Regions from separate parts of the Mus musculus genome. Here region 2 is linked to region 1. A link is a loop called in an ENCODE intact Hi-C map of the cell type or tissue named here. Cell type or tissue: gastrocnemius. All regions are shown on one strand.

Region 1 (8,000 bases):
CTTAGAAAGAACAACATGGACGTTTGGGCTTCTAAAATCTTCCATTTTTGTTTGTAGATTAGTCTATGGCACTTCAGAAGGCATTTCTCCACTGTCCATTTGGAGTACAATAAGACAAATTAATACAAATCAAAATAATATGGGAGCAGCATCACATAATTTGTGTATACTGATGTAGTCACAGATTTAATTTAATGCAGCTTTGGAGAAGTCTTTTGTATTTCAATTTATACAGCTGCTCTCCAGGGCTAGGCTGGCCAATCTCAGCCTTGAGCATCTTGCAGAGAGAGTCTCTATTCACGGCTGCTAACTGGCTAAGCAAACGCCTCTTCCTCAGTTCACCTTCAATTTCTTTTTTGAAAAAGGTGTATATAGTACCCAGTAATTGTTGAGAAATAATACAAGCAGTAAAGAATGGTAAGCTTTTCAGAGCTGGGAGCGATGCAGTGCGCTTTGTCTCCAGGCCTTCCTATGCATGACCTTTAGAAGTGAAATATTTTACACACGTAGATGGGAGATAGGAAGCCCAAGTTGTTGCTGCTGAGTTTGGCAGCGGTGAGTCCTGGGGCCTCGTGAGGAGCTGTCTCCTCAAGGCCTGTTATCCTAGGCTGAGCCTGGGCAGGATGTGACCAGTGGCTGGGAAAGGCTCCAGAGGTTGAGCCACGACAGGAAGGGAGGAGGCCGTATGTCCCTCAACAATGGGGCTCAGGATGCTCTGTTGTTAATTTTGATGTTTTTAAAATAGATTAAGAGTTGAGTGGTAGGGAAGAAAAAATTGAGTAGAAAGCCTGGTGTGGCTCATACTGATAGCCCCAGAATCTAGAGGATAGAGAGGAGGGGGATTGTCAGTTAGAGGATGGTCCGGGCTAACAGTGAGACCTGTCTCAAGCAAGCAAAAGACAGAGCAACAAAAAAGCAACAACTCATAGGCAGTGCAGAGGGGACGCTGATGAGATAGTACAGCAGTTGTCAGTGAGAAACAAGATATTTAAAGAGGTCACAAAAGATTGAAAAGTATCCAGGGGGTGTGGTGGTGTGCACTTTGATCCAGCACTAGGGAGGCAGAGGCAGAGAGAGGCAGAGACAGAGGCAGAGAGGCAGAGAGGCAGAGAGGCAGAGAGGCAGAGAGGCAGAGGAGAGAGGCAGAGGCAGAGAGAGGCAGAGAGAGGCAGAGGCAGAGGCAGAGACAGAGGCAGAGAGGCAGAGAGGCAGAGGAGAGAGGCAGAGGAGAGGCAGAGAGAGGCAGAGGCAGAGACAGAGGCAGAGAGGCAGAGAGGCAGAGGAGAGGCAGAGAGGCAGAGGAGAGAGGCAGAGGAGAGGCAGAGAGGCAGAGAGGCAGAGAGGCAGAGGAGGCAGAGAGGCAGAGAGAGAGGCAGAGAGGCAGAGAGGCAGAGGAGAGAGGCAGAGGCAGAGAGAGGCAGAGAGGCAGAGGTAGAGGAGGCAGAGGCAGAGGCAGAGGCAGAGGCAGAGGCAGAGGCAGAGGCAGAGGCAGAGGCAGAGGCAGAGGCAGAGGCAGAGGCAGAGGAGGCAGGCGGTTTCTGAGTTCACAGCCACCCTGATCCAGAGTTAGTTCCAGGCTCATGTGTGGAGGTCAGAGGACAGCCTGTGAAAGTGGGTTCCCCCTCTCTGTGTCTGCTATGCAGTTCTAGGGATTAGAAACACATCATCAGGGTGAGTGCTTTTGCTGAGTGAGCCATCTTGCTGGCCCAGCCTAAGGTTTTCATGGTGATTGTCATAGCCTGCTGCCTAGCTGTACCAGAATTTCCGATTGGATGAAGGGAAGTGGATATTCAGTGAAACTACATTGTTTACAGAGCTTTGCTCTTTACTTTTTTTGGGTGTGATGATGCTACAACCCCCGCCCCGCCCTCTCCCCTGCCTCCAGTAACTGTCTAAAGCAGTCTTGGAAACAGTCGATTGCTATCTCCATCCTTCTGTGTTAACCTTTACATGCTGTTTGTACTTAATGTGATCCCAGAAGGTGGGAACGTGGCCAGGGGGCTGCTGGGAAATGCGAGCTATGTGGGTAGGTGTGCTCCTCTCTTCCCACTTTGCTTTAACCAATTGAGGATTTTAAATTTTATTCATGGTTATGTATGTGTATGATGTGCATGTGTGAGTACATGTCACTGCCTGTATGTGAAGGTCAGAGGTCAGCCCACCTTCTACCTGTATGAGGGTTCTAGGGATCAAACTCAGGGCATCGGCTTGTAAGGGAAGTGCCTTAACCTCTTAAGTCTTCTCACTGGGCCTAAAATGAATGAAAGATTTCTGTATGTACAAAAAAATCCCTCATTAAACAGGATGTCAAAGCTTATAGCAGGGTGCTTTTGGCTTTGTTTCTGGTTTCTTCAGCACGCTATGAAACTAACCTCTGCCCAGCTCACTGGAATGTGGACTGAATTTCTTGGCATGCTGTGTTACTTGAGTCTAGAATTGCAAAGAAAGCCAATTAAGGCCATTGGATAGGCTGCAGTTTTGTCTGTTGATGTAAACAGTTGGACTCACATTCGGGTTGGTGGAAGGTATCCTAGGGGACCCCGACAAACCTACACAGGAGATAATGAGCATCCAAGCGAGGGTGGGGTGCCGTGGGATGAAAGGAACCAGGGAATGGGCATAGCACTGAGTCAGGAGAGGGGTTTGTAGGAAAGAGGGAAGGAAAGTAGTATTGCTTTGAGCTTTCCTGATTTGGTTAAACTCCAGAAAGTTAAGAGACTGAAAAGAGCATTCTCCTCTGATTGTGAGACTCTGAATTCTCTGTCTTTCGAGACAGGGTCTCTCTGTGTAGCCCTGGCTGTCCTGAGACTCACTCTGTAGACCAGGCTGGTCTTGAACTGCCTGCCTCTGCCTCCCAAGTGCTGGGACTAAAGGCGTGTGCCGCTACCACCCGGCTTCTGAGATCTTTCAGCATCAGGTGTAAGAACAAGAACCAATTCAGTGCTGACACTGCACGAGGAATGGAGAGCACAGCCCAGCGCCACTGTGCGGCTCCGCTTCCTATGCCAGCTGCAAATGAGATGGCCCACTTGCCCACATCTCTGCCCAGCAGGCTCTGGGTCCAGGGACTTCCATTCCTCCCCTACCTCAGTTTTGGTAATTATCTAGAATGGCTCACATAACTCAGGTTTATGACTCGTTTATTATAAAGGTCCAGCCGTGGGGCAGGAAAACTGAGAGAGCACATGAGGCAGGCACACCTCGCTCTCAGTACATCGCTGTGTTCACTGACGTGGAGGCTCTCAGATCTCCACATAAGAGTAACCTGAAGTTCAACCTCAGGTCCTCCTGCCTGCCCCAGAGTTCTGTGCATGGGCTGGAAAATTCAGTCTTCTGCTTGCTCTATCTTTTTGGCAAATGTCTCCATTTTGAAGCTATCCAAGTCAGACAGGGGTCATTATGAATAACAAAAGATGAACCACTCAGGGAATTATTATTATTTTTTTTGTAAAAGATTCCATTAAAATACGAAGTTTAATTTATTTTCATTTACGTGTATTTATGGATGCTTGCTTTACTTTATAAACCATGTGTGTGACAGAGGATGTTGGATTCCCTGATTTACAGATTGTTGTGAGTTGCCTGATGTGGATGCTGGGAGCTGACCCTCTGGAAGAGAAGTTACTTCTCTGAACTGCTGAGCGACTTCTCCTGCTCCCTTTAAAATTTTAGAAAAATGATGACTATATGTGTATAACTGTGTGTGGGTTGAGTCACTTGCGTGCAGAACCTTCAGAGGCCAGAAGAGGGCGTCAGACTTTTTTTTTTTCTGGAGATAGAGTTAAGAGTTGTGAGGCATTCACTCTACGTGGGTGCTGGGAACTGAGCTTTGCTTTGCAATCTTACTACCAAGTCCTTACTCTCCAGCCCTTCTCATGGAATTCTGAGTCGACCCTTTTTAGCAACGCTTAATAAGAACCAGGGATGAGGACCAAATAGCTTGTCGTCCACCTACTTGAGAGATAAAGGCAGGAGCGTCTGCAGGTCAAAGCTGTCCTCAGCTATGTAGGGAGGTCAGCTGCTATTCCAAGACCTGTCTAAATGAGCGAATGAAGTCTAAAATCTTGCATGTTTTTGTTTATAGCCTACACAGTCCAGACATCCGAGGGTGTACGCCCAACAGCCGCTTCTGAGGCCCGTTTGAAAGCCTTGGCTGTTTGCCACGGGCCTCTGGACCACTACGACTTTCTGATCAAATCTCAGGAGCTGAGGGAGGATGAACATCAAAGAAGAGTCGTTCAGTGTTTGCAGAAGTTACAGGAGGACCTTAAAGGATACAGCATAGAGGAAGGAGGGCTCTTTTCAAAGGTGAGGTGATTGCATTTTCTAAAATAGATTCGGTGCGGGGGAGGGGGGGGGCAGCCCTGAAACCACATGAAGGTTTTCCACAGGCTCCGCTCTTTTTGATGTTCCTTAGTGGTCTCTTACCTTCACCTGTCCAAATCGCTTCATAATCATTAGATCCTGTATCCCTGGCTAAGTTAAGCCTCTATGCGACCCCCTTTATCCTGGTCCTCAAGCCTCATCTTGGAAGGTGGGGGGTGGGGTGGGGGTGGAGAGGTGGTGTGTGTGTGTGTGTGTGTGTGTGTGTGTGTGTGTGTACCACTTCCCTCCTCCTTTGCTTTGCTATACTTCTGTGGGTCAGAAGGAAGGAGAAAGTGTGGTTGAACAGAAGGTGGGTCAGGTAGCTCTTAGTTAAGGGGCAACTTGGTGGGTTGTGAAAGCCTCCTGGGGACTTTTGTGGTGTCCCATTGTTTGACTGTCTTCTTGTGGCTGGGAAAACACCTCCCACCCCTGCCTCCTGCTGAGACCTCCTGATGCTGCACTCAGCTATTTTTGGTCCTTTCTGGATGCTCTCTCTGGATCACTCTTCCTGGTCCACTGAGGCCATGGGGAACATAAGATTTTGTTCCACAACCCTGTTGCCTAGAGTGCTTTAGTTACCCTGGATTTCTTCTTTCCTCCTCTTCCACCTTTTTCTTAAAAAAGAAAATAAATTATACACGTGCAAGTCATTTATCTGCAACAGGGTTGTCGCGCACCGCATGCCTGGGGTCAGAAGAGGGCTTCAGGTTCCCAACAGTCGGGGTTACAGATGGTTGTAAGCAGCTGTGTGGGTGCTGGGAACTGAACCAGGGTCCTCTGTAAGAGTGGCCAGTGCTCTTAACCACTAAGCCACCTTTCTAGTCCCCAGCCTTGACTTCTATGGGCAAGAAGTAGGCACCAGATTGATTTTGTCCTGTATACCCTTATATTTCTGAGGATTCATGTCAGGCTCATCCACAGCTCTAACATACCCTGCTGTGGTAGCTGCCTGTGACATTCCTCATTCACCCAGGGAGGGAGATCTCCTCTTAAGTCAACCCTAACCTTCGGATGCTTCTCTTCCCACCCTTCCCTGCACTTACCGGCCACCAACTTTCTGCCTTGATCACTCTTACCAATTCCCCTTTTGCCTTTTTTATTTCTTCTTAATCAATTGGTCGATTAATTAATAGGATCTTGCTGTGTAGACCCTGCTGCCTTCAAACTCTTTCTCAGGTTTTTTTTCCTTCTGGTGGTACTGGGGATTAAGTTTGGGACTTCACACATGTGCGATAGGCACTCTAATCAGTGAGTACAAGGCACGCACCACCGAGCCAGGGCTGCCTACTTTTTTTCTTTTTAACTACACATGGATGTGAGCTTCTGGGGGTGGGTGGAGCACTTGCCTCCTGTTTCCCTCTGCTTTGAGCTTTAGCTGAAATTCTGCTCAGTAAGAAAACCCATACCTCATCCAGCTATAGCTGGCTGTAGAGGTCAGCATCATCAGAGGAAGTCACTTCAGTGTAACAGGAGCTGGACACTTGAGACACGAGTTTTTCCTTAATCGACTGGCCACCATTCTGCTGCTTCCCACAACCCAACCATTCCTTCACTGTAAGGGCTTTAGGGAAGGAGGCACCGTGTGATACATAGTATTAATAGTTTATTTAAAACTCTGATGGGAAACCTAAGGTAGCTCAGAGGTTAAGAGCACTGGCTCCTCTTCCAGAGGACCTGGGTTCAATTCCCAACACCCACATGGCAGCTCACAACTGTCTGTAACTACGTGCAATAAAAATAAGTAAATCATTAAAAAGAAAAAGAAGAGGCTAGAGAGATGGCTCAGCGGTTAAGAGCACTGACTGCTCTTCCAGAGGCCCTGAGTTCAATGCCCAGCAACCACAGAGGATCTGATGCCCTCTTCTGGAGTGTCTGAAGACAGCTACAGTGTACATAAAATACATAAATAAATCATAAAACAAACAAACAAACAAAAAACCCCCCAAAAAACCCCCCAAACCCATAAAAAACCCAAAAAAAACCCCTCTGATGAGGGGCTGGAGAGATGGCTCAGTGGTTACGAGCACGTGCTGCTCTTCCAGAGGACCCATGTAGGGGCTTACAACCACCTGGAACTCCAGCTCTAGGGAATCTCATGCCCTTTTCTGGCTGGTGGGCACCTCTTACACCTGGAGTGCATTCATGCAGACACATCCTGCAAATTAAAAAAAAAAAAAAGCCCCAAACAACAACACAAACTTAAAAGAGAAAATTTCAACGAAAGTAATTTGATTATTATTTGTTTACTTAAATTGAATATTCTTATTTTTGAAGATATGGTCTTACTCTGTAGCCCTGGCTGTCCTCACACTTAGAAAGGTTTGCCTGCTTCTGCCTCCTAAGTTAATCAAAGCTGTGCAACATCACACCCAGCCAGTAATTTTATTTTTTAAAATGCTCTTGAAAGATTTGGGACACTAGATCTGTGATAGACTCTTGCCTAGCATGATGGTGACCCTGGCTTTTATTTCTAGTCTGGTAAATATATGAACAAGTAAAACCCCCACAAATAAAAAAAAATCACTTCTGAGTATTAAAATTCTCTTATGCTGGCATACTGGCACACCTTTAATCCCAGCACTCAGGATGTAGAGGCAGGTGGATCTCTGTGAGTTAGAGGCCAGCATAGTCTACATAGTAAGTTTCAGGACAGCCAGAGCTATGTAGTGAGACCCTGTCTTGCAAAACAAAAAACAAAAAACAAAAACAAAAACAAAAAAAAACCCAAGAAAAACAGTTTTACTTTTAAAAGTATTTTTATTTTGCTATGTGTATGGCTGTTTTGCCTGCGTGTACGTCTGTGCACCACATGCGTGGAGTGTCCTCGGAGGCAAGAAGAAGGTGTCCAGTCCCCTGGAACTGCAGTCACTGATGGAGATGAACCACCACGTGGCTGCTGGGAACCGAACCAGGGTCTTCTAGAACAGCTCATGCTCGTAGCCACTCAGCCATCTTTCCAGCCCCAAAGTCTTGCTTCTTATATAAATAAAAAGGCTTCCATTGTGTTCATATATTTTGATTGAAAGGAATAATGATCTTCTGGGTTGCGATGAGAGAGAGAGATTGAAAAATAAGATCACATGGGGAAATACAAGGCCATGCATTCCCACTGTAACCAGGCTTGCCGTGCCTTGGCCGCAGTCCACTTAATCCATGTCTTCAACATTTTAGGCTTCTACAACAAATACCTTTAGCTGGGAGAGCGTAAAGACAGGACATCCCTTCTTGTAGTTGAGAAGCTGTAAGTTCATAATGAAAGTGCTGGCAGATTGGTGACTGGCGAAGACCTGCCGACTGCTTCTGGATTGCCGTCTGACGTGTTCTCAGTGGTGGAAGGGTGACTGAATCCCTTGGTCCTCTTTTATAAGGACACGTTGAGCCCATTCTTGATGAGCTATGGCTGTGGTTTGCTGGGACTTTGGAAAGTGGGGGTGCTTTTGAGAGGTAGGACTGGTGAGGTCCTTTGCGCCCCCACCCCCAGGTGCTTCCCTTGGGAAGGGTTAAGGCTGCTCTCCCCAGAGTTATAAGGGCAAGCTTGATGTCTGTCTGTCTGTCTGATATGTAGCTGCAGCTGGAGTTTGCCTATTGGCTATGGCTAGCAAGCCCAGGGACAGTCCTTTTTCCACGTCTCCTGC
Region 2 (8,000 bases), 73 kb before region 1:
CAAAAAATACCCTCACAAGGACAGCCATTTTACCTACAAACTTGTTTAAATACACAACTGAAAAGAAAACACAGAAGGCAGAGTATAGTTCAGTGTTAGAGTTCTTGCCTAGCAAGAGTGAGGCCCAGGTTTAATTCTCAGCACTGTAAAAACCAAATCAAAGGAACAAAGGAACAAACAAAAAAGGCATGGCTCTGGAGCCAGATGGCCAGCTGTGGATGTGGAGAAGTCCAAGAAGACCAAGGCTCTTCAAGGTGGTGTCCACAGGTTTCTTCTTGAATTTATCAAACAACTATACAAAGACAACAACATCCTGTCATTTGGGACTGAGACAAAGGTTCCTGAGCCTCTCAACACATCTAATACTCCGTGGGAAAGATGATGCTTCAGCGCTGACCAAACTCAAGCCCCAGCTAAAGAACACAATGTTCTTTCTGTACAGTGTAGCTGTTGTCAAGAATCCCTTCACCCAAGGAGGGCTGCCCGTTCTCACTTGCGTGTGAAGGATCCCATCCTAGGCACTGTGGCCATCTTCTCACAAGCCATCAACTTTCCCCCAAACTTCCTTTTCTACTCTTTCTCCAAAAACTATCATTTCTTCTTTCCCACTCTCAGAAGTCCCCAGTCCTTCCCACTGAATGGACTCACGGACTCAGCTTTCCCTTCTGGGACTTTCTAAGACATTTGGTTCCTCTAGCCAGCACCTACCTACCTACACAATTCAGTTCCTTTGTCCATCCTGGAGTCTCACACCCGAGCTGTGCTTCCTCCTTCACCCAGGGCCTTGCCAATGTTAGGCAAGCAAGGAAACTGATGTAGAAAATCAAGAACTCAAGGCCAGCCTCAGCGACAACAGGGGGATTGAGGTTAGCATGGGACCCGGTCTTAAAACAAACACTACCAAAATACAACTGTTGCCATGGTTCTAGGGGCTGTAACCCTAAGCAGCACCCCACCTAAGGAGCTGCAGCCCCAGACCAGGAGCTCAGCTCTATGACCCTGGTCCTTTTAGTCGGGTCCTTCCTGTGCAGCTCTGGGAACTTATGCTCCCTGCCTCTGGCTCTGGAGTGACGACAGCATTGTAGACATGTGCTCTGCCGCAGGCTCTGTTTCTTTACAAATTTACCCTAAACTAGTAACTCACTGAAGTTAAAAATGGAAGGACCAGATCAACTGCACACAGACAAGAGGGGGGCAACAGAAAACAGCAGCAAGGAAATGAACAGGAAACCGAGCAGATGCTCAAGACACACTCTGCAATCCCTTCCTTCCTAGATCTGCTCTTCGATGATTTAAAGGACTTACTTCCAGAAGTCTCTGTTAGAACCAACACATCTCTTTCCCACATTGTCAATGTGTCAAATTAAGTGTTAAAACCTGCACAGAGAAAGGACCCTGTCCCACAGTTCTAACAGCGCCTACATGGAGGGAAGATACACATACAAAATGGTCTATTAAGGAAAAAAAAAGGCTGGGAGGTGTGTGTGTGTGGGGGGGGTGGGGGTGACACACACCTTTAACCCCAGCACTAGGGAGACAGAGTCAGTCCAGGTCTCTGTCGTTTGAGGCCAGCCTGGTCTACATAGTGAGTTTCAGGACAGTCAAGACTACACAGAGAAACCCTGTCTCAGAAAAATCAAAAAAGGTGGAGATATGCTCAGCAGGTAAAAGCACGGAGCACTGGCTGCTCCTACAGAGGACCCAGGTTTAACTCCCAGAAGGCAAATGGCAGCTCACAACTCTGCAGCTCCATTTCTCAGACTTGGGCCTTCCCTGGCATACAAATAAAATGTAAGATCACAACAAAATAGCCCACCCCAACCAAAAACAATAGAGCAGTGTACTAAAGAATCACCTTTAATTCAAGAGAAAGATGCGTAAGATGCTGTGCTGTATTTTCAAGGTTTCATGTAGCCCAGGCTATCCTTGAGTTTATGACCACTCCCCCAACCCTGCTTCCACCTGGGATTATAAGCTTTGGTCACCACGTAGACATTTTTGTTTCCTGTAGATATATATTCTTCCTAACAATGTTCAAAATAGTAAGTAGAATGGACCTTATAATTAGCAGGCCAGATACCTATAGAAGTCATGAATGGCTTATCTAGCAAAGATCCTCTTAAGCATCAAATAAATTAAGAAAACGTTGCTACATTTGCTGACTTATTTGTGCATGTGTGTGCTTAAGTGTGTAGCACATGTATGTGCACACTCCTAAAGGTGCGCGTGTGGATGACTCACAGGAGTCAGATCTTTGCTTCCCTTGTGTGAGCTCAGGTCATCAGGCAAGTGCCTTTATCTGCTGAGCATCTATCTCAGCAGCGTCATAGCCAACAATCTTTAAGTAGAACGAAAAGATTTAATTAGAATGCCTTTACTTCAGCTCAGATGGCCTCAATCATTCCGTGGCTAAGGATGACCTTATGCTTCTGGCCCCCCTACTGGGACTACCTGCAGGTGCCATCACGCTGGGTTTGTGTAGTGCAGGGATCTGAACTCAGGGCTCTGTGCATCAGAGGCAAGCACTCTACTGACTGCTGCATATATTCAAAGTTAATCAGAATTCTTTTTATCAATCTGCAGCCAGGAGTAGTAGGGCACACTCGTAATTTCAACATGTAGAAGCAGGAGGAAAAGACCTCAAGGTTATCTTTGGTTACACGGAGTTTGAGGGCAGTCTAGACTGTGTGAGACCCTGTCTAGAACACTAACACTTCTTGTATTTGTTTCTGTATGTGGGTTAAAAGGAAGATGTCTGCTAAATATACTGTTGAAAGCTAAAGAATCAAACCATGATGACAGATATTGAATGTCAGTTTCTAGCATAGGCCTTCGAGAAAAACAAATAACAGAAGGACCCACGTATGTTGCTCTTCGAAATGATGTGAGTAAGATTTCCAAACAGGCTGGACTCCCAAGATGCTTGCATAGTCCATGAGTACAAAGTAGAATGGCCCACAAAGACTGCAGAGCAGATAGATAGATGGTAAGGAACCTGGAGTTACTGTTTTACACTTTAGACAGTACAACATAATAAAAAGGCAGCCCAACTAAACAGACAAAATATCTCAGTCCACTTTTCTCCAAAGAGCACAGACTCAAGGAGTAAATGAAAAAAAGGTCAGCAGCAACACTGGCCACCAAATGGACACCAAAAGCCCAGTGATCCACTCACTCCCTACGCGACCAACACGGCTAAGAGTGATAAGCAGCACCGGAGAGCCGTGGGTTGCTCACACTGAGGGCAGGAAGGAGAATGAAATGCTGCACATACGGTACAATGGCACGGGAGCTGAAAGACAAACCTGGCTGGGCTACAAGGTGAGTTGGATGCTAGTCTGGGCAGCTTTCAACTTTCAAAAGAGAGCAGGCGTAGTTATGGGCTGGCAAGATGGATCAGGGGGTAAAGGCACGTCTGCCAAGCCTCATTTGATTACCTCCAGTGTAAAAAGAGAACTCACTCCTGAGAGCTGTCCTGGCTGTGACACTCATGACTGCAGGCACACATGCACATACCCAAATGTAATAACAAAATCTTAAGTTATGTAATTCAGCAACATAATCGTAGGTGGTTAGTCAAGAACAGTAGCAACCTAAGCATCTATCGAATGATGAATCGCTAGAGATCGGTACCTATCTTTGTGGATGGGCATTCTTCTAACGCGTGAGTCCCTGGGTTTCATTCCTAAGATGGCAAATGAAGAAAGATAATAAGAGCTGGAAAGATAGCTTGCTGGCTAAGAGCACTGACTGCTCTTCAAGAGAACCCAGGTTCCATTTCCAGAACACACATGGCAGCTCACACTGTCTGTAATGCCAGTTTCAGGACAGCTGACACCTTCTGGTCTCTCTGCACACACAGAGCACAGACAGACAGACAGACAGATATACAGGCAAACACCCACACACATAAAATGATAAATAAATCTTTTAAAAAAGGAAAACTATTGGGCAAATAAAAAAATGGTCTTTCTATACAACAGGCTATTATTTTGCAATAAAAATCAATAATGGGCCAGGGAGATGGCTCGACAGTTAAAAGCCCTTGCAGTTTTTACAGAGAACCCAGGTTCTGTTCCCACCATATACACAGCAGCTCACAACCATCTGTAACTCCAGTCCAGCGGATCTGATGCCCTACTCTGGTCTCCTCAAGTACCTGATAAGCCTTCATATGAGGCAAAATAATAAGCACACAAAATGAAATCTTTTAACAAGTGTGACATGTGCTACAATAGGATAAAACCTCGAGAACATGCAAACTGAGAGAAGCAGCATACAACACTAGGTATTCTGTGCTGCCATAAGGCCATAAAGTGCATACACGGTTGACAAGGATGGAGAGGAGAAGCTGAGAAGAGACTGGCCATCACTACCTAGAGACAGACACAGGAGTCCTTTTTACTCTTTCTCTCCCTTCCTCTTTCTCCCTTCTTTTCTCTAGAGATGGTCTTGTCATGCTGCTCTAGCTGGCCTGGGACTGTAAACCTACAAGGTCATGAACTTTCAGCAACCCTGCCTCTGTTGCCCGAGTGCTGGGACTACTCACAGGTAGGTAGGTTCCAGCGGGCTGAGCAAGCTTCTTTTAAAAGGATAATTGATGATAATGAGTTCCTACACTGTGGTTATGGGCTGTGTAATTCTGAACATCTTAGGTGAATTATATCACTAACTGTAAAGCACACAATTTATCTCTTGATAAAGCAGTTGCTGGGGGGGGGGAAAGTATATAATCAGCAACATTTATTAAACATTCCAGGAGCTGGAGAGATGACTCGGTGGTCAGGAACACTGGATGCTCTTCCAGGACCCCGTTTTAACTCCTAGCACACACATGCAGCTCACAACTGTGTGTAACTCCAGTTCTAAGAGGATCCAGCACCCTCATGCATACATACTTGTAGGCAAAACACCCATGGACTTAAAATAAAAATAAATAAATCATTTAAAAACATTCCAGTGTGCATATAAGCAATGTTTGGGGGAAAAAATGCAGCCTACCAAAATACTTCTTCATGGTCATTAAAATTTTTATTTTCCTAAATTGTTCAATTTGCCTTATTTTTTATCATATACATACATATGAATGTACATACATTTGATTTTTGAGATAGGGTTTCTCTTTGTAGCCCTAGCTGTCCTGAAACTGACTAGCCTGAACTCAGAGATCCTCCTGCCTCTGTCTCCTAGGATTGAAGGCGTGGGCCACCATGCCTGGCTTTATGTTTTTTATTTCCTACTTGTTTTAGACAGTTAGATCTTCTATCTACAATTACCAGCAGCCGTATATTGTAGTCCTTAATACTCTCCAGATTTTCCAAAGTCTTTAACTGAATTCACCTGTCCACTGATTTCTATGTGGTTTGGTACATGCTAAACATGCACTTTGCCACTGAGATGCACCCCTGGTCTCTACTCATGATATCTGTGTTATAAACTATGCTCCTATAAAAACCTGGGTTTAGCTTTTAAACTCCTCACACTCTGCTAAGTCTGTGTGCACAGCCCCAAAACAATATCATATATAAGACTTCTCAGGTGTGTCTCCTATGCCCACACAAGCTCATCTCAAGAATATCCATCTACCAGACAATAAGATCATCATTTTTATGAAACTTCTACATACGTGTGAGATAATAAAATATGCAGACTATGAGTTAAACAAAATTGGAAAATTATACTGCCCTTGAGGATGAGGAAGGACTGAGAAGGGCTATTACAACGTCAAGCTGCAAAGGCCCAGTTGCACTACTGAGCAGAAAAAAGAGCTCTGAACAGTGAGGACGACTGTCCTCTACTCAGGTACAGCCTGAGATGGACCCTTCACATAAGTCCTGCACCGGCTTTCACCCACATTCTGGAGCTCTTAAGTTAGAACTGGCACATTTTGCTTTAAAGTTACATGGTAAGTCAGAAAAGCATAGCTCCACTGTAAATAAGTCTTACCTTGCTCTCTCTTTCTAGTTCACTTCGAAGCCACTCAAAGTCACTGTATCTTCTTCTAACAGTAGATTCCTTCAGCTTGAAGATAGGAAGATTTGTCTGAAAGCAAAACAGTCACTCCTAAGTTGAAGAACATTAAGACATTCAGAAAGGGAGGGAAATGTCTGGCACACTGATAAGGTGACAAACATGGTTACCATACAAACACTGTAACATTATTAAGCACAATGCCCAGGCTAAGCCTTGACTACCCCTCACTATGTAGACTAGGCAGGCCTTGAACTTGCTATCATCCTGTCCTGGCCAGTTAACTCTTCTTTTGGCAATGCTGGGCCGGAGCAGCGGCTCCTCACACCAACCTGAGTCTCATCTCCAGTTCAAAAATGTAACTGTTTTGTTTTCTCCTTTGAAATTCACTTCTCTTGAATGTGGGTGAGAGGGTGTCTGGGTGTGCACGTGGAGGTCTGAGCACAACCTTGTGGGTTAGTTCTTTCCTTCTACCATGTTTTGAAGTAGGGTGTCTTGTTTTAGCTGCTAATCTGTGTATTCTCGTGTGTCTGGCCTGCCAGCTCTGAGCGAGTCATCCTGCTGTCGGAAAGCTGGGGTTACAGAAGCCTGCCACCATGTCATCCAGCTTTCCAGCAGGGGTTCTAAGAGGCTGAACATGCATGGCAAGCACTGTCATTTGCTGAGCATCTCCCTAGACCCTAAATGGTACCCTTAATTTACAACCTTAGGGTACCCAAAAGGTCAGGGAGTGTTAGAATTTATTTATCACTAGGAGAAAATTAGGAGTCATATAAAACAAAACAGACCCTAACATAAAGGGTAACTAAGGGGCTGGAGAGAGCAAGAATCCTTCTGCAGGATCAAGTGCAGCCCTCCACACCCATGCTGGTGGCTCACAACCACTTGTAACGGGTTCCGAGAGATCCAGTACCTTCTCTGGTCTCTGGCTACTGTACTCATGGGCACATGCCCATAGTCTTTAAACGATGCAGAGCTTTACAGGGGAGGGCATTTTAAGAACTGAGACCATGATGCTGAGTATTCGGAGGTTAGTCATAATGCAACACAATTTTTGGACTAAAGACTACTTGTTGCTATTTCTGCCAACTTTGGGGGAGTGGGTGGGCATGGAGGGAGGCTGAAACAAGGCCTCTCTATATAGCCCTGGCTATCCTGGAACTCACTATGCAGACCAGGTTGACTCTGAACTCACAGGTATCTTCCATCTCTGCCTCCTAATAGCACTGAGATTAAAGATGTGCACCCCCAGCATTCCTGATCCAGTAACAAGAGGGTCCCGATGGCCAGGGCAGGTAAAGGTGCACTTTCTATCAAGCAAAAATCCAATGCCAGAAACTCATGCGATCCAAGGCGGGGAGCTAACTACTGCAAGCTGTCCTGACTTCCACATGGGTACTGTGGCATGTGCACGTGTTCACATACAAATAAACAAATGTTAAGGAACATTCAAATAAGAATTGGCTGGGGGGCGAGGTGCAGCTTAGTAGTAAAGTGCTTAACTGGAAAGCCGAGGTCCTGGATTCAATCCCTAGCTGAGAAAAAAACAAAACCACAAGTCCATTTTTATCATTAGCCAAAAAAATATTTTAATATGCATGTAAGAATTATAATCCTTGTACTCTGGAGGCAAAGTGGGATATCAAGTGCAAAGTCCCTGTTACAAAGTTTACCGTAGAGCTCAGAAATTACTTCATGCAGCAAATGCCAAGCTCTATTAAAGTTCTACTTAATTCTACCGACTCTCTTGGGTCAATTTTATTCTTAATTCAGTATTGCACTTGGAAACTGAAAACTGTTTTATAGCTGAGAATCAAAAAAACCCTGAGGCACCTGGAGGTGAGCACTTCCTGCTGTGTAGACCAAGGCACCGACCTTGCTGTGGCGTCCATTGCTTCGAGCACTCTGCTCACTAGCTAAGTTTAATGCCGTCAGTAAACAGAAGAATGCCTTCTATTCATCAGGACCTTGAGTTCAGTTTGTAGTGGTGTCAATTTTTTCCAAAGTGTATTCCCTTCTATGTTGTACAG

Evidence for each region. Hi-C counts contacts between places; a loop is a spot of excess contacts. Peaks named below come from ENCODE experiments on the same cell type or tissue, not always from the same donor. Only the 100,000 strongest peaks of a DNase experiment are listed, where the experiment ranks them.
Region 2: it touches region 1 in a loop (2.2-fold over the local background); 2 of 42 quality-filtered maps call a loop at or near these places.

What each region holds. Positions count from the first base shown.
Region 1 is chr10:42,450,615-42,458,614 of GRCm38, reverse strand. Afg1l (AFG1 like ATPase) reads left to right here. Exons shown (of 13, transcript NM_145743.2): 2 at 4,085-4,308. Among named protein-coding and RNA genes, the nearest start is that of Afg1l, 24 kb to the left of the region's middle. In gastrocnemius, a CTCF peak has its summit at 3,733 (motif pointing right); DNase peaks (open chromatin) are centred at 609 and 4,154; H3K27ac peaks cover 3,466 bases.
Region 2 is chr10:42,523,996-42,531,995 of GRCm38, reverse strand. It overlaps Snx3 (sorting nexin 3), which reads right to left. Exons shown (of 4, transcript NM_017472.4): 2 at 5,947-6,042. Among named protein-coding and RNA genes, the nearest start is that of Snx3, 26 kb to the right of the region's middle. In gastrocnemius, no CTCF peak of the experiment used is centred here; no DNase peak of the experiment used is centred here; H3K27ac peaks cover 341 bases.